Regions from separate parts of the Homo sapiens genome. Here regions 2 and 3 are each linked to region 1. Evidence: chromatin loops called from intact Hi-C (ENCODE). Cell type or tissue: PC-9. All regions are shown on one strand. Each heading gives the region's core, and the rest is flanking DNA. Links, peaks and the distances in the headings are about the cores only.

Evidence for each region. Hi-C counts contacts between places; a loop is a spot of excess contacts. Peaks named below come from ENCODE experiments on the same cell type or tissue, not always from the same donor. Only the 100,000 strongest peaks of a DNase experiment are listed, where the experiment ranks them.
Region 2: it touches region 1 in a loop (10-fold over the local background); 10 of 110 quality-filtered maps call a loop at or near these places.
Region 3: a loop joins it to region 1, with 10 times the contacts of the local background. A loop is called at or near these places in 9 of 110 quality-filtered maps.

Annotation. Positions count from the first base shown.
Region 1 is chr19:43,263,075-43,268,858 of GRCh38, forward strand. It overlaps PSG9 (pregnancy specific beta-1-glycoprotein 9), which reads right to left. Exons shown (of 6, transcript NM_002784.5): 2 at 4,710-5,075. Among named protein-coding and RNA genes, the nearest start is that of PSG9, 3.6 kb to the right of the region's middle. In PC-9, for the core only: no CTCF peak of the experiment used is centred there; DNase peaks (open chromatin) are centred at 2,027 and 2,427; H3K4me3 peaks cover 988 bases; H3K27ac peaks cover 4,445 bases.
Region 2 is chr19:43,191,645-43,197,428 of GRCh38, forward strand. It overlaps PSG4 (pregnancy specific beta-1-glycoprotein 4), which reads right to left. Exons shown (of 6, transcript NM_002780.5): 4 at 3,351-3,629; 5 at 2,696-2,950; 6 at 1,058-1,744. The coding sequence ends at 1,728. Among named protein-coding and RNA genes, the nearest start is that of PSG5, 8.0 kb to the left of the region's middle. In PC-9, for the core only: no CTCF peak of the experiment used is centred there; no DNase peak of the experiment used is centred there.
Region 3 is chr19:43,178,962-43,184,745 of GRCh38, forward strand. All of the region lies in intron 2 of PSG5 (pregnancy specific beta-1-glycoprotein 5), which reads right to left. It also overlaps the pseudogene LOC100421300. Among named protein-coding and RNA genes, the nearest start is that of PSG5, 4.7 kb to the right of the region's middle. In PC-9, for the core only: a CTCF peak has its summit at 813 (motif pointing right); DNase peaks (open chromatin) are centred at 2,530, 3,060 and 3,450; H3K27ac peaks cover 3,818 bases.

The DNA of each region.
Region 1 (5,784 bases), core at 290-5,289:
CTTTCTCTCATTGGACATTCTACTGTCTGATCTGAGTTTGACTACTCTATGTACCTCCTATCAGTGGATTCCAGAGTGAATCAGAAAGTAGAATAGTAGTTTGCAGGAGCTGGGATCAGGGGAATAGGGTGTTGTTCCGTGGGTGTGCAGTTCCAGTTATGCAGGATGAGGAGGTTCTAGAGATCTCCTGTACAGCTTCATGCCTATAGTTCATACAGATAAAGTGCTCCTTATTCAGAAAGCTTAAAACAAAGTGTTTTGGATTTCTAATTTTTTTTATTTTGGAATATTTGCAGTACATGTACTGGTTTAGCATCCCAAATCTGAAAAATTTAAAATCCACAATGCGCCAGTGAGCACTTCTTTTTAGCATCACATCAGTGGTCAGAAGTGTTGACTTTTGAGCATTTCAGATTGTGGATTTCTGGATTTGGGATGCTCAATTTGTTATACTGTAATTTTCCCATAAAAAGTTGTCAGGAGTTTAGACCTCATGTTGTGTTCTGACTCTAGTAACAAAAAAAAAAAAAAATTTGGAGGAAACATTAAAATGTTTTCATAAGTGGAAACTTTTACTGATGGTCCAAACATCTAAGATCAATTGCTGGTAGTAGTATTTCTCTTGAGACCAAAATAAGGTTTAGGTGTGCCGTGAATTCCAGCAGGATCACATTATGCTCAAAGAAAGATGCCAAAGGTGATTGGAAATTAGCAGCTCCTTAAGTAGAGAGAGTCCCGTTAAAAGGACCGAACTGGTCAGTGCATCAATTACATAAAGGGAGGAAGGATGCCAAATTAAAAGAAGTGATGTGTGTTATGTTAGTAAATATAGAAAGAACTCCCTGCTTCTAATTTCTGTGCAGAATTAGGAAAAATGGGGAGGACTGCAAAACAGGTAGGTGAAATGCTTTCTTCATTTTCTCTTAAGCTCAGGAAACACCACTAAAATTTAAGTCTGTGTGAATCAGGAAGATTCTAAGTGAGATGCCAATGGCTCGTGTGTCTCCCCACATGCAGAACTCCAACTTATGAAAATGGCATCATCATGAGGAAATAGTTGTATGAGACACAGGCAGTAAAACCATTAGATATCACCCACCTGGCCACCTCCAACTGGTCCCCAAAAACCACCAGTATTCCCATTATGTGTATGTTACAGCCTTTGTAGTTGTCCCACAACTACAAAATTTAAAAATTGCTATTGTCAAAACAAAATATTAAATATGAAGTTGAATATGTTGTTCCACTTTTTCTTCCCCACTTTTTTTGAACTTTCCTTTTTCAGTTTTGGAAGTTTCTATTGACACATCCTCAAGCTAGGGATTCTTTCCTCAGCTGTGTGCAGTCTACCAGTAAGCATCAAAAGCATTCTTCATTTCTCTGACAGCATTTTTTTTTTCTGAGACAGAGTCTCGCTCTGTCACCCTGACTGGAGTGCAGTGGCATGATCTCAGCTCACTGCAAGCTCCGCCTTCTGGGTTCACACCATTCTCCTGCCTAGGCCTCCCAAGTAGGTGGGACTACAGGCGCCCACCACCACGCCCGGCTAATTTTTTGTATTTTTAATAGAGACAGGGTTTCACCCTGTTAGCCAGGATTGTCTCCATCTCCTGACCTTGTGCCCGCCTCGGCCTCCCAAAGTGCTGGGATTATAGGCTTGAGCCACTGAGCCCAGCCATCTCTGAGGGATTTTAATGAGTTGTTGACTTTTGAGATTGTTCAGCTTTTTACTTAGTGTTAGAACTGAGTGACAAATTCCAAGCTTGTTATATGCCTGACAGGAAGCCAGAAGTCTCTAGGAAGTGACCAGAGAATGTGAGCTCCATAGCAGGTTGAGGATGGAGTCACAAATGAAATGGGTGAAATGAGTCCATGTGCTTTGGGGACTGCAGGCCTCTCCAGCCTCTGACACCCTGGTTAGTCAGGGCAGAGATTACACAGTGACAGGAAACTAGCATGGCTGACTCCATCTGGCATCTAGTCTCAGGCTGGCTGTCCTCACTCATTCCTGGACATAGGTCAGGCTAACCTTGGGAGGAATTTATTTTATGGTTTAACTTTGAAGCAAGAATGATAATAGTTCCTCCATAAAACTAACACCCTTACTTTGCCCAGGGACTGCTTTTGTCAAACTAGTGAAAGACCATGAGATTAAGATTATAGGAGGGAACTGAATTCTGCTAAAATGTTGTCACAGTTTCTATAATCCCTGACTGCTCCGATGTCATTTGGCAAGAGTTTACAAAATTTGTAACTAATTGCTCCTATAGATAACATCACTATTGTAGAACGTGAGATTGGTCTTTTGAGATGTTTCTCATTCTTTTGCATTCTGGCAACCGGCTGACCTCATCCATACCTATGACTAATGGCTCAGTCAGTCATGTGGCCCCTACCTGGAGGCAGATTCAAGCACAAACAAATCATTTCCCTCCGGCCGCATGATTCCATCACCAAACAATCAGCAGTACTCATTTTTTAGTCCTGTGCCCCTGAAACGATCCTTGAAAATCTCTAACCCCTGATCCACTGGGGAGGCTGATTTGAGTAATAATAAACATCCGTCCTCCTGTTTGGCAGACTTGGAGTCATTAAAATCTTTCTCCGACTACAGACCACCATTTCAATAATTTTTTTTGTGTGTGTGTGCAGGAGGCCAGAAGAACTTGTCTGGCAATTATGAGTGGATGGAGGAACTGCCTATCCCTGTCCCATGTTCTTGTCCACAGGTCAGACTGACAAAGGGAAAGAGCCATGGATGGGAATACAGTGGAATATTTCTCTTAGTGACCTGGGGACATTGGCTGGAGATGAAGCCAGGCAGGAGTGGCAACTCCAGGTGATTTCTGTGCCTTTCCTATTTCCTGGGAGGTGGGCCAGGCCACAGTGTTAGTAGGAAGGGAACCGAACAGCCAGCCTAGTTAGAGGGAATGTCTGGGGAAGGCCTAGGGGTGGGGGAAGAAGCTGTGCAGGACAGGGCTTGCCAGTCAGAATGAAGTGGGAGGAAGATGAGGGACACAGAGAAGCAGAGAGAGGCAGAGACACCATGGCAGTGAGCAGTGAGGGAGACACTGACTTCAGAGACCCCAGGGCCCAGGTGCCCCCAGTTCCACAGTCCAGGACCAAGGAGCCCTGAGAACCCTCCGGTGGCCAAAGAGCTTCAGAGTTACATGAGGTGGGGTGGCTTTAGGGGCAAGAGGTAGTGGGGGGATGAAACGTGGGTGTCAGCCTCTGAAGGACAAGGGACAGGTGTGGCTAGAACCTCCTAGGATTCTGCATGCAAATTCAGTCTCTAAAGAGGTTTTGGATCATTCATTTCTTCATTCAAGTTCTTCATTCATTATGTGAGAGCTCCTGAGTGTGTGTCTCTCGCTGGGCCTGTGCTGGTGTAGGGTGTGAGTGGGGAAAGAAAACAAGGTCCTCTCCTTGATCCTCTCATGACAGTGACATGGACACTTTGGGAAACACAGGATTTCACGTTCAGTGATGGGGGTTAAGATCTGAGGGGGAGGCCTGGACATATTTTTTGCACTGACTCTGATGGTTGAGGCAGGTGATTTAGTTCTGGAATACAGACTAATCAGCTGACCATTTGCTCTCACTCCTCTGAGGTTTGGATGCCTAAGAAGAGAGGATTTGAGCCAATAAATGACTATGGGGTCCTTGGAACCCAGTAAGCCCTCACTTCTGGTGGAGGAGAGGATAGGCCTGTGGCTGCAGACAGACCTCATGTGACCCTGATCTCCCCTTTGTGTTTGTGTGACTCTGGTTCAGTGACTGCACCTTCCTGTGCCTCAGTTTTCTCTCAATCAAATAAACTAAATGGCAAATGGACTGTGGCTTTTCATGCTATCTGTGAATAAATGTTAAATGATTCACAGTCACCTGACCTAATGCTTGGCACAGTGGAGGTTTCACACAAGCAGCATTTATTATTAATTTGCTTCCATGAGAAAGCACCTTATGTCAGATCCCTGTGGACAAGCTGCTACCAGGTACATCTTCTCCCTTCTGTTTCTGCTTCTGGGGACATTAGACTTTCTATGGACTGTCCTAAGCCTCCCAAGGCAGTTGGCTGATGTCCTACAAAGCTTGTCTTTCTGTCCTCTCCACTCTGAGTGTCAGCTGAAAAAGCTCTGTCCTTGCCCAGATGAGACTCTGAGGGCTGAGCCCTGGCTGGTGAACAGCTCCAGGAGACACAGTCCTCAGACAGCTGGTAAATTCTTGGTCCCAGTAAGGCCTGCCCAAGAAGCCACAACCCAGCACTGGCACAGGCTCCTCAGCTTAACTGGAGCAAGGATTTAGGGACAGGGGTCTGGGGTTGAGGCTTCTAGGGCTGAGCTTCTCTGAGAGTATCTCAGGGGTCCCCTCAAGCCAAGCCCTACTCAGTTCTCCAGGGTCTTTCTCAGGGTCAAATTTATGAAGAGGGCATGATGTGCTTGGCTGAGACTGATCTCCTCCTGCTGAGTCCCCCCATCAGACTGTCCTTCCTCTGCAGCGAGTGTCTGCAGGGTCTGGATGCGGGAAAGGAATTCTGATCTGTTGAAATTTGTCTCCTCTGTGTGTGTCCTGCACTAAATGCCCAAACCCCAGCATGGGACATAATGCAGAGAGTGACACAGGCAGAGTCCAGGCCTGACAATCCTGTGTGTGTGAAGTAGAAATGACCCCTTCCCCCCAACACCCAGGGATCATGTGGAATCACTCACAGTATAAGGTGAAGGTGAAATGTCGAATTTCTTCTCTAGTCTCATCACCTCGCTTTATGATGTGTAAGGTGTAGGTTCCTGCATCCTTCCGGGTGACATTCTGGATCAGCAGGGATGCGTTGGAATATACTGTTTCTCTTCCACTGTATGCAGGCCCATATATAATTATTTTACCATCAACTATATACGATATAATGTAATGGTAGAGGTCCGTCATTTCCCCTTTGTACCAGAAGTAGCCAGGAAGATTCTGGGGCAAATTGTGGACAAGTAGAAGAACATCCTTCCCCTCAGAAACTTTGGGTGGCTGGGCTTCAATCGTGACTTCGGCAGTGGTGGGCGGGTTCCAGAAGTTTAAAAGTGATGCTAGGAGGGGGAGACAGCATCAGTTAATATTGAGACCTATGTATTGTGGTGAAAAGATGGGGCCCTGGGTCCTGAGAAGGTCTCTTCCATCCTCAGCCTTGAAGATACACACACGCACACATACAAACAAACACACACAAAAAACGGGCATGTGTGTTTGTGTATGTGTATGTGTGTGTGTCCTACTGTCCTACTAGGTCAAGGTCAGCAGCATGACCCCCATTCCTTCAACACTTCTGACCTTGGCATTTTTCTGTTTGGAATCCTCTTCCCCAGGGGTCCACACGGCCCCCTCCACACTGCCCTCAGGTCCTGCTCACATCAGGGCATCCTTAGACTTCTTTCCTGACACCTCCTTCAGAGACCCTGGGTCTTCCCTTTCTGACCTTTCCCTGCTCTGCTCCCTCCAGGGTTCTTGTCAACACCTGATCTCACATTCTACATCTCTTCGCATGTCTGTCTTCCTCCCCATGACAGCGTGAGCTCCGTGAGGACAGGGACTTTTGTGATCCTGGTTGCACCCCAGTGCCTGGGACAGGCTGCAGACTCCTGTAGATGTGAGAGTTCTCAGGGCCCTCCATGCCCTGGGTGTTTTTTTTTCCCCCAATTGTTGAGGTTTTTTGCTGAGGATAGTGTTTCATGTCCTGCTTATATTTTTATTTGAAGTGTCATCTGATATAGTTATTATTATCATTTTTCAAAATGTGGT
Region 2 (5,784 bases), core at 530-5,529, 71 kb before region 1:
CACAGCATCACAGGGAGACGGTTAGGCCTCCGGATAACTGTGGTTGGACCTCACTAACATCAGGCCCTCCACAAGAGATGGAGAAGTAGAGTCTTCTCTAAACTCCCCCGGGGAAAGGGAGACTCCCTTTCCCGGTCTGCTAAGTAGTGGGTGTTTTTCCTTGACACTGAGGGTACCTCTAGTCCATGGTCCACTTGGCAACAGGTGTCTTCCCAGACGCTGGTATTACCACTAGACCAGGAGCCCTCTAGTGGCCCTGTCTGGGCATAACAGAAGGCTCGCAATCTTGTCTTCTGGTCACTTCTCACTATGTCTCCCCAGCTCCTATCTATTTATGACCTGGCTTTTCCTAGGTTATAATCATAGAGCGAGGATTATTATAATATTGGAATAAAGAGTAATTGCTACCAACTAATGATTAATGATATTCCTATATAATCATATCTAAGATCTATATCTGGTATAACTATTCTCCTTTTATATTTTATTATACTGGAAAAGCTCGTGCCCTCGGTCTCTTGCCTCGGCACCTGGGTGGCTTGCCGCCCACAAGTGGGCATCTCCGTTGGACACAGTAGGTTTTGAAATCCTTGTTTATTCTCTGGGGTCTGGGTCTTGGCTTACCTGTTAGCTGCAGCTGAAAGAGGTGTCTGCTAAGTCAATGACACCTGTGGGGAGAAGAAGGATTCAGCAGAGTGAAAGTAGCTGGGACTCAGAGAAGCCAGGAAAGTCTGACTCTTAGAAACTGTGGGTCAGCAGATGGGTGTCCTCAGGGATAAATGGGCCATGCCGGTAGCCACTGCAGTGAACTGGAAGAAGGTAAGGGATGCTGGGTATCCCATGTTCTCTCTCAGCTCTGCAGCTGAAGATTTGGGCCCTGGGCTAGTACAGCCCTGCAGCAGGGGAAGGGTATACAGGAATGGCTGCATATCAGGACCAAGTCCATGTCATCTTCTTAGGCATTGTTACTGCAGATGGAGGATTCTGTTCAGAGACCTGGCCTGGACACATGGGAGGGCCCACCCCATTCTTTTAAAATTATTTTAAGAGAACAGTATTAGCAAATGTGGTACATGTTTTATTCTGCTAGAATCAGTATTACTGTCACGTTTTACACTGTATCTCTTAGGAAATGGTGAGAGCCATCCACACAATGTGCATTTAAAGGAGACTCTACTATAATTTCAGCTTTCCTACTCTTTATAGAAACCATCTTCTCTGCAAACACACAGGCAATATCTCTGTGTTCATTTCTATTGGGAGCCCTGTATGCAAGATGGAGAGAGCCACATTTCCCCTGAGATGTTACGTAAAAGTTTGAGGTTGAGATGACATATCTGACACTCTGTTGTTACCCTCAGAAGCTACTACATGTGAAATTCTAATGACTGCATTATCCTGCCAAGTGAAAGAGGCAGGCATGAGCAAGGACGGTTAAGAGGGGTGGGAGCCTTATCATGATGGGGAGTCTTGTTCTGACATCTTTGGAAAAACTGTCCACAGTGTGAAGTCATCAACTTGTTATCCTGGTTTACAGTTTGAGTAGCTGTTGTTATGGTGTCGAACATTTTGGTGAGTTCTGAGTGGCTCACATGTCAGGTACAAGGGTTTTCCCATGAAATTTACATCGAGTTGTCCACCTCCAGCTTATAGGGCTTCTGGAACAGAGTGGGTCTTGCTCTTCGTGATTCCATGGGAGAAAATGGAATTGGAGGAACTAGTAGAATTCAGGGTAATATCCAGTCTACAGGTGGATAATAAAAACACAGAAACAATGAACAGAGCTGCAATCTCATAACCGGTGTACTACAGTTTTTATTTTCCACATAATTTTTCTCTCTATGGGCATCTCTAGTTTTACCAATGATAATTTCAGTAGAATAAGTTTGTTTGCAAAATAGGTTGAGTTTCTTCAAACGTGGTCTGATTCTTTACATAAGTGCAGCAAGAGTAGCAATAGACCATGTAGGCGCTCTTTTAGAATTTTATTTGCTCTAAGTTTTTATAAGGACTCTCAGATTAAACTTTTACAAAACCCTTGAGAATAGGAAGCCAAACCAAGGCTGACTTCAGACTTTGCCTGCAGTTCATATTGGTTCATTCTATCTATATTCTTGAATATAACATCCCAGTCAAAGCCTTGGTAATATAACCAATGATTTGAAATGTGTCCTGTTACAAAGAGAGCAGATTGTTACTGTACTTGTGCAAATATGTGTATTACCATAAACATATCAATACTCATGAATAGTTGCCCAATTCTGGGGCAGTCAGGTAGAGAGCAAAAGTAAATGTTTCAATTACGGTTCCCAGAAGTATAGTTTATTGAACTGCTACAAGCTATAGATAGATTAAAAGAAAAAAATTCCATAAATCTAGAAAACAAACCATTTAAAGAATCAGCAAATTTTCAAATAAAAATCATAAAAATATTATCCTCAATATTGTCAATTATTTCAATGAAATCAATGTTTCTCCTGCTTGGTCTAGGCTGGGAATTTTAAGAAGATATCAGCCTGTTTGTTAAAGTTTTGGAAGTTCTTAGACAAATTGGGAGTGTTCAGGAGTAGAATTTGGGATTTGCTTGTGCCCATGGGACACAGGCTGGGAATAAAAATGTTTTCCTCACTCTTCCCTGAATGCCAGATAGACTCCACCTAAATCCCTATTGCCAAGGATGCTGGGATCCACTTACCAGAGACTTTGACTGTGATGGATTTGGAGCTTTCCTTGCCAGTGGCTGAGTTACGAACAGAGCAAGCATAGAGCCCACTATGCTTTGTAGTTATTTGGGGGATAGAGAGCTTTTGTCCTGATAGCTGAAACTTCCCATTAATTGTCCAAGAATATTGTGCCCGTGGGTTAGACTCGGCGAAGCAGGACAAGTAGAGGTTTTCTCCTGAACGGTAATAGGTGAATGAAGGGTAAATGCTGGGGAGGTCTGGACCATCTGGCGCAAAGAGAATAAAGCCATAGGTGATGTCATCCGAGGGAAGGGGATGTTCCTGGTCTCTTAAAGGGACACAGTTACCCTCTAAGCCAAGACACACCTTCAAGTCCCAGCCAAACTCCCTCTATGTTCACTGAGCCGAAGCCTGAGGTATTCACCTGTTTCTCCCATCACAAGTTTTAGGCCCCAAGTCTCCCATGACAAGAGCGTCCCCTCCCCTTATATTCTTGGTTAAGGCTGTGCCTACCTAGGTTTTCCCAGGGCAGGGAGTCATGGCCACCTCGGATGTCCAGAAGTAAAGGTGTCTATACTTGGACTGGAGAGAGACTGAGAGACCTGGCCTCTGGTGGTTTGGATTTAAGCTGGTGTCCTGGCCCACAGAGGAACAAAAGATACTCACAGAGGACATTCAGGGTGACTGGGTCACTGCGGATGCCACCATATCGGTCCCGTATTTCACATTGATAAGGTCCTGTTTCATTTCTCGTGACATTGGGTAGAATGAGGATCCTGTTTTCAATGGGTCGCTTTACCCTGGGACTGACAGGGAGGCTCTGACCATTTAGCCACCAAATGTAGGTGTAGTTCTTACTCTTAGGTTCACAGGTGAAGGTTAAGACATCCTTATTCTCTCTGGGGTTTAAGTTGTTGATTGTGATGTAGGGCTTGGACAGCTTTGCTGTGTGGATAACAGAGAGAAGATTGTCCTGTGTGGCACCTTTGATTCCTCCACAGGCATACTTCAATCAGAGTTGGCATCTCCCACCTCTCAGCCCACCCGAGTCCTTGAAAGCCAATAGCTGGTGCTTCTGTCACAAGATAGATGCATGATGATCTAAGGGCTCAAAGACTGTGAGGCCACCTGCTCTGTTTTAGGGAGGCACAGACTTTCTCAAGTGTCAATTGAGCAGCAGTGTTGGGTCATGGACAGACATATCAGTGGGAGTCACAGCCCCTTGTACCCCTCCCAGTCCCTCCCTAATCAGTTAACTTGCTGGCTCACCTTGGGTTCCTTACCTGGAATGTGCAACTACTGGGCCCCTTCCAAATTCCATCCTCCTTTGCCCCCCTAGATGAGATTTCTCTGCAGCTTCCATTTCAAGGACATTCTAGAGATGAGTAATAATGGGACTTCCCATTGTCCTGAAACCCTGAAGATACTGAGCAGTCTGGCCTGGGACTGGATGTTTCAGCAGAAATAACACAGGAGAGACCAGAGTCAAGCCTGGAGGTCAGTTCAGTCATCAGCCAGTGGAGGCAGAAAGTGGGGCAGTGTTTTGCAGGTGTTTCATGATGACTTACTTGAACCAGTGACCTCTAAAGATAGAGCAGAGTGCAAGGAATGATCTAGAAGGAGTCAAGGGGACAGGCAAGAGCTGGTGGCTTTGGAGCAGAACCATGTTCCCTGTCCTGGGTTCTTTAAGTTTCCTCTCCTTCTGCAGAGGGCAGGTGAGGACCATGTGGATCTTTCCAGAAATACATATGGACATTTGCAAAAGCAGAACTGACTGGTGGAAAGTGTGGGAATGAACTGCTGGAAATCTGGTCCTCATGGACCATGTGTGTTTGATGGATATGAGACAAATTTGGAGAGAAGTTTTGCAAATATTTTCTTTCATTGGACATTCTACTCTCTGATTCCCTGGGTTCGACTACTCTAGGGACCTCATGTAAGTGGATTCCAGAGTGAATATGAGAAGAGACTGCTGTTTGCCAGGAGCTGGGAGTGGGGAGAATCAGAAGTTGTTCATGGGTGTGCAGTTTCAGTTATGCAAGGTGGGGAGGTTCTGGAGATCTGCTGTAGAGCTTGATGCCTATAATTCACACAGATTGAGTATTATGCATAAGACTTAGAACAAAAAGTGTTTTGGATTTCTGACATTTTTTTATTCTGAAATATTTGTCATATGCTTACTGGTTTAGCATCCCAAATCTGAAAGATTCAAAATCTAAAATGCTTCAGTGAGCATTTCTTTTCAGCATCAGATTAGTAGGCAAAAGTGGGAGGTGATAAGCCAAAGATATTCTTGCCCTTTTTTTTTCTCTCACCACGTTTCTAGCTTGATGATTAGTTTTTGGTCAATTCCATACTGGCCATGCTGCACTCATATATTTTTTAAAGCTTTGGGATGTGAGAAAGGCTGATTGCTATTTTCTGTCGTCAGAACTTTCCACGTTTTCATGGTTGCCTCTTTTTCTCAGTGTTTCTGTTGTGGCAGTCATTAATAAGAGCCTGTCAGGTCAGATTTAGGACAGAGTTTTATAATTCTGCAAAAAAATGTTACTGGGATTCTGGTAGGGGTTGCATTGAATCTGCAACTAACTTTGGGTAGTATTGTCTTTCTAACAATATTGATTCTTCCAATCCATGAAAATGAAATGTCTTTCCATATATTGATATCGTCTTTAATTTCTTTCAGCAATGTTTTGTAGTTTTCAGGATATAATCATTTGACCTTTTTGATTAAACTTACTCCAAAATATTTTATTCCTTTTGATGTTAATGTGAATTGAAATTATTTCCTTAATTTCCTTTCAGATTGTTCATTGTTAGTGTATAGTCTAAAGAATGACCTAGAAAGAGTGAAGGGGACAGGCAAAAGCTGGTGGTTTTGGAGCAGAAACATATTCCCTGTGCTGGGTTTTTGATTTTCCCTCTCCCTTTGCAGAGGGCAGGTGGCTTTTCCCTGATAGCTAGATAGACTTCACTGGAAAACATATTGCCAATGCTCCAGGGATCCACTTACCAGGCACTATGATCCTCTTGATTATGAGATTTGTTCCATCAGTGGCTGAGTTATGGATGAAACAGACCTAAACCCCTCTATATGTTT
Region 3 (5,784 bases), core at 530-5,529, 84 kb before region 1:
TTTGTGACACCAAATATAAAGAGGGTCCTGTTGGTTTTGGACAGCTGCAACCTGTGAGTCATAGGGAGGCTCTGACCATTCATCCACCACAGGTAGCTTGTGTCTGAAGCCGCAGGATCACAGGTTAAGATCACAGCCTCCATGGCCTCCCTGGGGTTTAAGTTGCTACTGGAGATGGAGGGCTTGGGAGTTTCCACTTTGCAGAAAACAGAGAGAAGATTGCCCTGTGTGGCACCTTTGATTCCTCCAAAGGCACTTTTCAATCAGAGTTGGCATTTCCCACCTGTCAGCCCACCCAAGTCCTTAAAAGCCCATGGCAGGTGTGTGTGTTACAAGACAGATGCATGGCAATCTGAGAGCTCAGAGATTGTGAGGCTGCCTGCTTTATGTGGGAGAAGTACAGGCTTTCTCAAGTGTGAATTGAGCAGCAGCATTGGGTCATGGAAAGACACAGGACCAGCAGTCACAGACCCGATGCCTCTCTGAGTTCCTCCGACTAAAACTGCCTGCCTGACCCACCTTGTGGTCCTCACTTGGAGTATGCAGTGCTGGAATCTTCTTAGTTTCAGTCTTACTTTGTCCCCCGAGGTATGTTTTCTCTGCAGCTTCCCTTGCCAAGGACATCCTAGAGATGGATGATGGAACTTCCCATTGTCCTTAAACCCTTTGGGTACTGGAAAGCCTGGCCTGGGACTGGGTACTTCAGCATAAATAACACAGGGGAGACCAGAGTCAAGCCTGGAGGTCAGTTCAGTCATCAGGCAGTGGAGCCACAAGGTGGCGCAGTTTTCCCAGGTGTCTCATAGTGACTGACTTGAGCCAGTGACTTCTAAAGATAGAGCAGAGTCCAAGGAATGACCTACAAAGAGTGAAGGGGACAGGCAAGAGCTGATAGCTTTGGACCAAGACCATTGTTCCCTGTTCTGGGTCCATGATGCTTCCTTCCCCTTGTAGAGGGCAGGTGAGGACCATGTGGATCTTCTAGAAATACATGTGGATGTTTGCAAATGCAGCACTGACTGTTGGAAAGGGTAATCATGAACTGATGATGGAAGTCTGGCCCTCATGGACCATATGTGTTTGGTGGATATTAGACCAATATTTGGGAAGAAGTCTTGCAGATACTTTCTCTCATTAGACATTCTACTCTCTGATTCTGAGTTTGACTACTCTATGTACCTCATATCAGTGGATTCCAGAGTGAATCAGAGAGTAGAATAGTAGTTTGCAGGAGCTGGGATCAGGGGAATAGGGTGTTGTTCCATGGGTGTGCGGTTTCAGTTATGCAGGATGAGGAGGTTCTAGAGATCTCCTGTGCAGCCTCGTGCCTATACTTCATGCAGATACAGTGCTCCTTATGCAGAAAGCTTAAAACAAAGTGTTTTGGATTTCTAATTTTTTTAATTTTGGAATATTTGCAGTACATGTACTGGTTTAGCATCCCAAATCTGAAAAATTTAAAATCCACAATGCGCCAGTGAGCACTTCTTTTTAACATCACATCAGTGGTCAGAAGGGTTGAGTTTTGGAGCATTTCAGATTGTGGATTTCTGGATTTCCGATGCTCAATTCGTAATACTGTAATTTTCCCATAAAAAGTTGTCAGGAGTTTAGACCTCATGTTATGTTCTGACTCTAGTAACAAAAAAAATTTGGAGGAAACATTAAAATGTTTTCATAAGTGGAAATTTTTACTGATGATCCAAACATCTAAGATCAATTGCTGGTAGTAGTATTTCTCTTGAGACCAAAATAAGGTTTAGGTGTGCCGTGAATTCCAGCAGGATCACATTATGCTCAAAGAAAGACGCCAAAGGTGATTTGAAATTAGCAGCTCCTTAAGTAGAGAGTCCCGTTAAAAGGACAGAACTGGTCAGTGCGTCAATTACATAAAGGGAGGAAGGATGCCAAATTAAAAGAAGTGATGTGTGTTATGTTAGTAAATATAGAAAGAACTCCCTGCTTCTAATTTCTGTGCAGAGTTAGGAAAAATGGGGAGGACCCCAAAACAGGTATGTGAAATGCTTTCTTCATTTTCTCTTAAGCTCACGAAACACCACTAAAGTTTAAGTTTGTGTGAATTAGGAAGAATCTAAGTGAGATGCCAATGGCTCGTGTGTCTCCCCACACGTAGAACTCCAACTTATGAAAATGGCATCATCATGAGGAAACAGTTTTATGTGGCACAGGCAGTAAAACCATTAGATAGCACACACCTGGCCACCTCCAACTGGTCCCCAAAACCACCAATATTCACATTACGTGTATCTGACAGCCTTTGCAGTTGTCCACAACTACAAAATTTAAAAATTGCTATTGCCAAAACAAAATATTAAATGTGAAGTTGAATGTGTTGTTCCACTTTTTTTCCCCCACTCTTATTGAACTTTCCTTTTTCAGTTTTGGAAGTTTCTATTGACACATCCTCAAGCCAGAGATTCTTTCCCCAGCTGTGTGCAGTCTACCAGTAAGCATCAAAAGCATTCTTCATTTCTCTAACAGCATTTTTTTTTCTGAGACAGAGTCTCTCTCTTTCACCCAGGCTGGAGTGCAGTGGCATGATCTCAGCTCACTGCAAGCTCCACCTCCTGGGCTCACGGCATTCTCCTGGCTCAGCCTACCAAGTAGCTGGGACTACAGGCATCCGCCACCACGCCCAGCTAATTTTTTGTATTTTTAGTAGAGACGGAGTTTCAACATGTTAGCCAGGATGGTCTCCATCTTCTGACCTTGTGCCCGCCTCGGCCTCCCAAAGTCCTGGGATTATAGGCATGAGCCACTGTGCCCAGCCATCTCTGAGGGATTTTAATGAGTTGTTGACTTTTGAGTTTGTTCAACTTTTTACTTACTGTTAGAACCGAGTGACAAATTTCAAGCTTGTTATATGCCTGACAGGAAGCCAGAAGTCTCTAAGAAGTGACAGGAGAATGTGAGCTCCATAGTAGTTTGAGGATGGAGTCACGAGTGAAACAGTTGAAATGAGTCCATGGGCATTGGGGACTGCAGGCCTGTCCAGCCTCTGACACCCTGGTGAGTCAGTCCATACATTACAACAGTGACAGCAAAGTAGCATGTCTGACTCCATCTGGCATCTAGTCTCTGGCTGGCTATCCTCACTCATTCCTGGGCATAGGCCAGGCTAACCTTGGGAGGAATTTAATTTATGGTTTGACTTTGAAGCAAGAATCACAAAACTTCCTCCATGAAACTAACAACCTTACTTTGCCCAGGGATGGCCTTTGTCAAACTAGTGAAAGACCATGAGATTAAGATTATAGGAGGGAACTGAATTCTGCTAAAATGTTGGCACAGTTTCTATAATTCCTGACTGCTGCAATGTTGTTTGGCCAGAGTTTACAAAATTTGTAACTAATTGCTCCTATAGATAACATCACTATTGTAGAACATGAGATTGGTCTTTTGAGATGTTTCTCATTCTTTTGCATTCTGGCAACCGGCTGACCTCATTCATACCTATGACTAATGGCTCAGCCAGTCATGTGGTCCCTACCTGGAGGCAGATTCGAGCACAAACAGATCATTTCCCTCTGCCCACATGATTCCATCACCAAATAATCAGCAGTACTCATTTTTTAGTCCTGTGCCCCTGAAACTATCCTTGAAAATCTCTAACCCCTGATCCACTGGGGAGGCTGATTTGAGTAATAATAAACCTCTGTCCTCCTGTTTGGCAGACTTGGAGTCGTTAAAATCTTTCTTGACTAGAAACCAACATTTCAATAATTTTTTTTTTTTTTTTTTGTGCAGGAGGCCAGAAGATCTTGCCTGGCAATTATGAATGGATGGAGGAACTGCCTATCCCTGTCCCATTGTCTTGTCCACAGGTCAGCCTCACAAAGGGAAAGAGCCCTGGATGGGAATACAGTGGAAGCTCATTCTCTTAGTGACCTGGGAACATTGGCTCGAGATGAAGCCTGGCAGGAGTGGCAACTCCAGGTGATTTCTGCACCTTTCCTATTTCCTGGGAGGTGGGCCAGGCCACAGTGTTAGCGGGAAGGGAACAGAACAGCCAGCCTAGTTAGAGGGAGTGTCTGGGGAAGGCCTAGGGGTGGGGGAAGAAGCTGTGCAGGACAGGGCTTGCCAGTCAGAATGAAGTGGGAGGAAGATGAGGGACACAGAGAAGCAGAGGCAGAGACACCATGGCAGTGAGCAGTGAGGGAGACACTGACTTCAGAGACCCCAGGGACCAGCTGCCCCCAGTTCCACAGTCCAGGACAAAGGAGCCCTGAGAATCCTCTGGTGGCCAAAGAGCTTCAGAGTTGCATGAGGTGGGGTGGCTTTAGGGGCAAGAGGTAGTGGGGGGATGAAACATGGATGTCAGCCTCTGAAGGACAAGGGACAGGTGTGGCTAGAACCTCCTAGGATTCTGCATCCAACATCCAGTCTCTAAAGAGGTTTTGGATCATTCATTTCTTCATTCCATTCCTTCATTTGTTATGTGAGAGCTCCTGAGTGTGTGTCTCTCGCTGGGCCTGTGCTGGAGCAGGGTCTGAGTGGGGAAAGAAAACAAAGTCCTCTCCTTGATCCTTTCATGACAGTGACATGGGCACTTTGGGAAACACAGGATTTCAGGTTCAGTGATGGGGGTTAAGATCTGAGGGGGAGGCCTGGACATATTTTTTGCACTGACTCTGACGGTTGAGGCAGTTGATTTAGTTCTGGAGTGCAGACTAATCAGCTGACCATTTGCTCTCACTCCTCTGAGGTTTAGAAGCCTAAGAAGAGAGGATTTGAGCCAATAAATGACTATGGGGTCCTTGGAACCCAGTAAGCCCTCACTTCTGGTGGAGAAGATGGGCCTGTGGCTGCAGACAGACCTCATGTGACCCTGATCTCCCCCTTTGGGTTTGTGTGACTCTGGTTCAGTGACTGTGCCTTCCTGTGCCTCAGTTTTCTCTCAATCAAATAAGCTAAGTGGCAAATGGACTGTGGATTTTCATGCTACTGTGAATAAATGTTAAATGATTCAGTCACCTGACCTAATGCTTGGCACAGTGGAGGTTTCACACAAACAGCATTTATTATTAATTTGCTTCCATGAGAAAGCACCTTTACGTCAGATCCCTGTGGACAAGCTGCTACCAGGTACATCTTCTCCCTTCTGTTTATGCTTCTGGGGACATTAGACTTTCTATGGACTGTCCTAAGCCTCCTAAAGCAGTTGGCTGATGTCCTACAAAGCTTGTCTTTCTGTCCTCTCCACTCTGAGTGTCAGGTGAAGAAAGCTCTGTCTTTGCCCAGATGAGGCTCTGAGGGCTGAGCCCTGGCTGGTGAGCAGCTCCAGGAGACACAGTCCTCAGACAGCTGGTAAATTCTTGGTCCCAGTAAGGCCTGCCCAATAAGCCACAACCCAGCACTGGCACAGGCTCCTCAGCTTAACTGGAGCAAGGATTTAGGGACAGAGGTCTGGGGTTGAGGCTTCTAGGGCTGAGCTTCTCTGAGGGTCTCAGGGGGCCCCTCAGGCCAAAGCCCTACTCAGTTCTCCAGGGTCTTTCTCAGGGTCAAATTTATGAAGAGGGCATGAGGTGCTTGGCTGAGACTGATCTCCTCCTGCTGAGTCCCCCCATCAGACTGTCCTTCCTCTGCAGCGAGTGTCTGCAGGGTCTGGATGCGGGAAAGGAATTCTGATCTGTTGAAATTTGTCTCCTCTGTGTGTGTCCTGCACTAAATGCCCAAACCGCAGCATGGGACATAATGCAGAGAGGGACACAGGCACAGTGCAGGCCTGACAATCCTGTGTGTGTGAAGTAGAAATGACCCCTG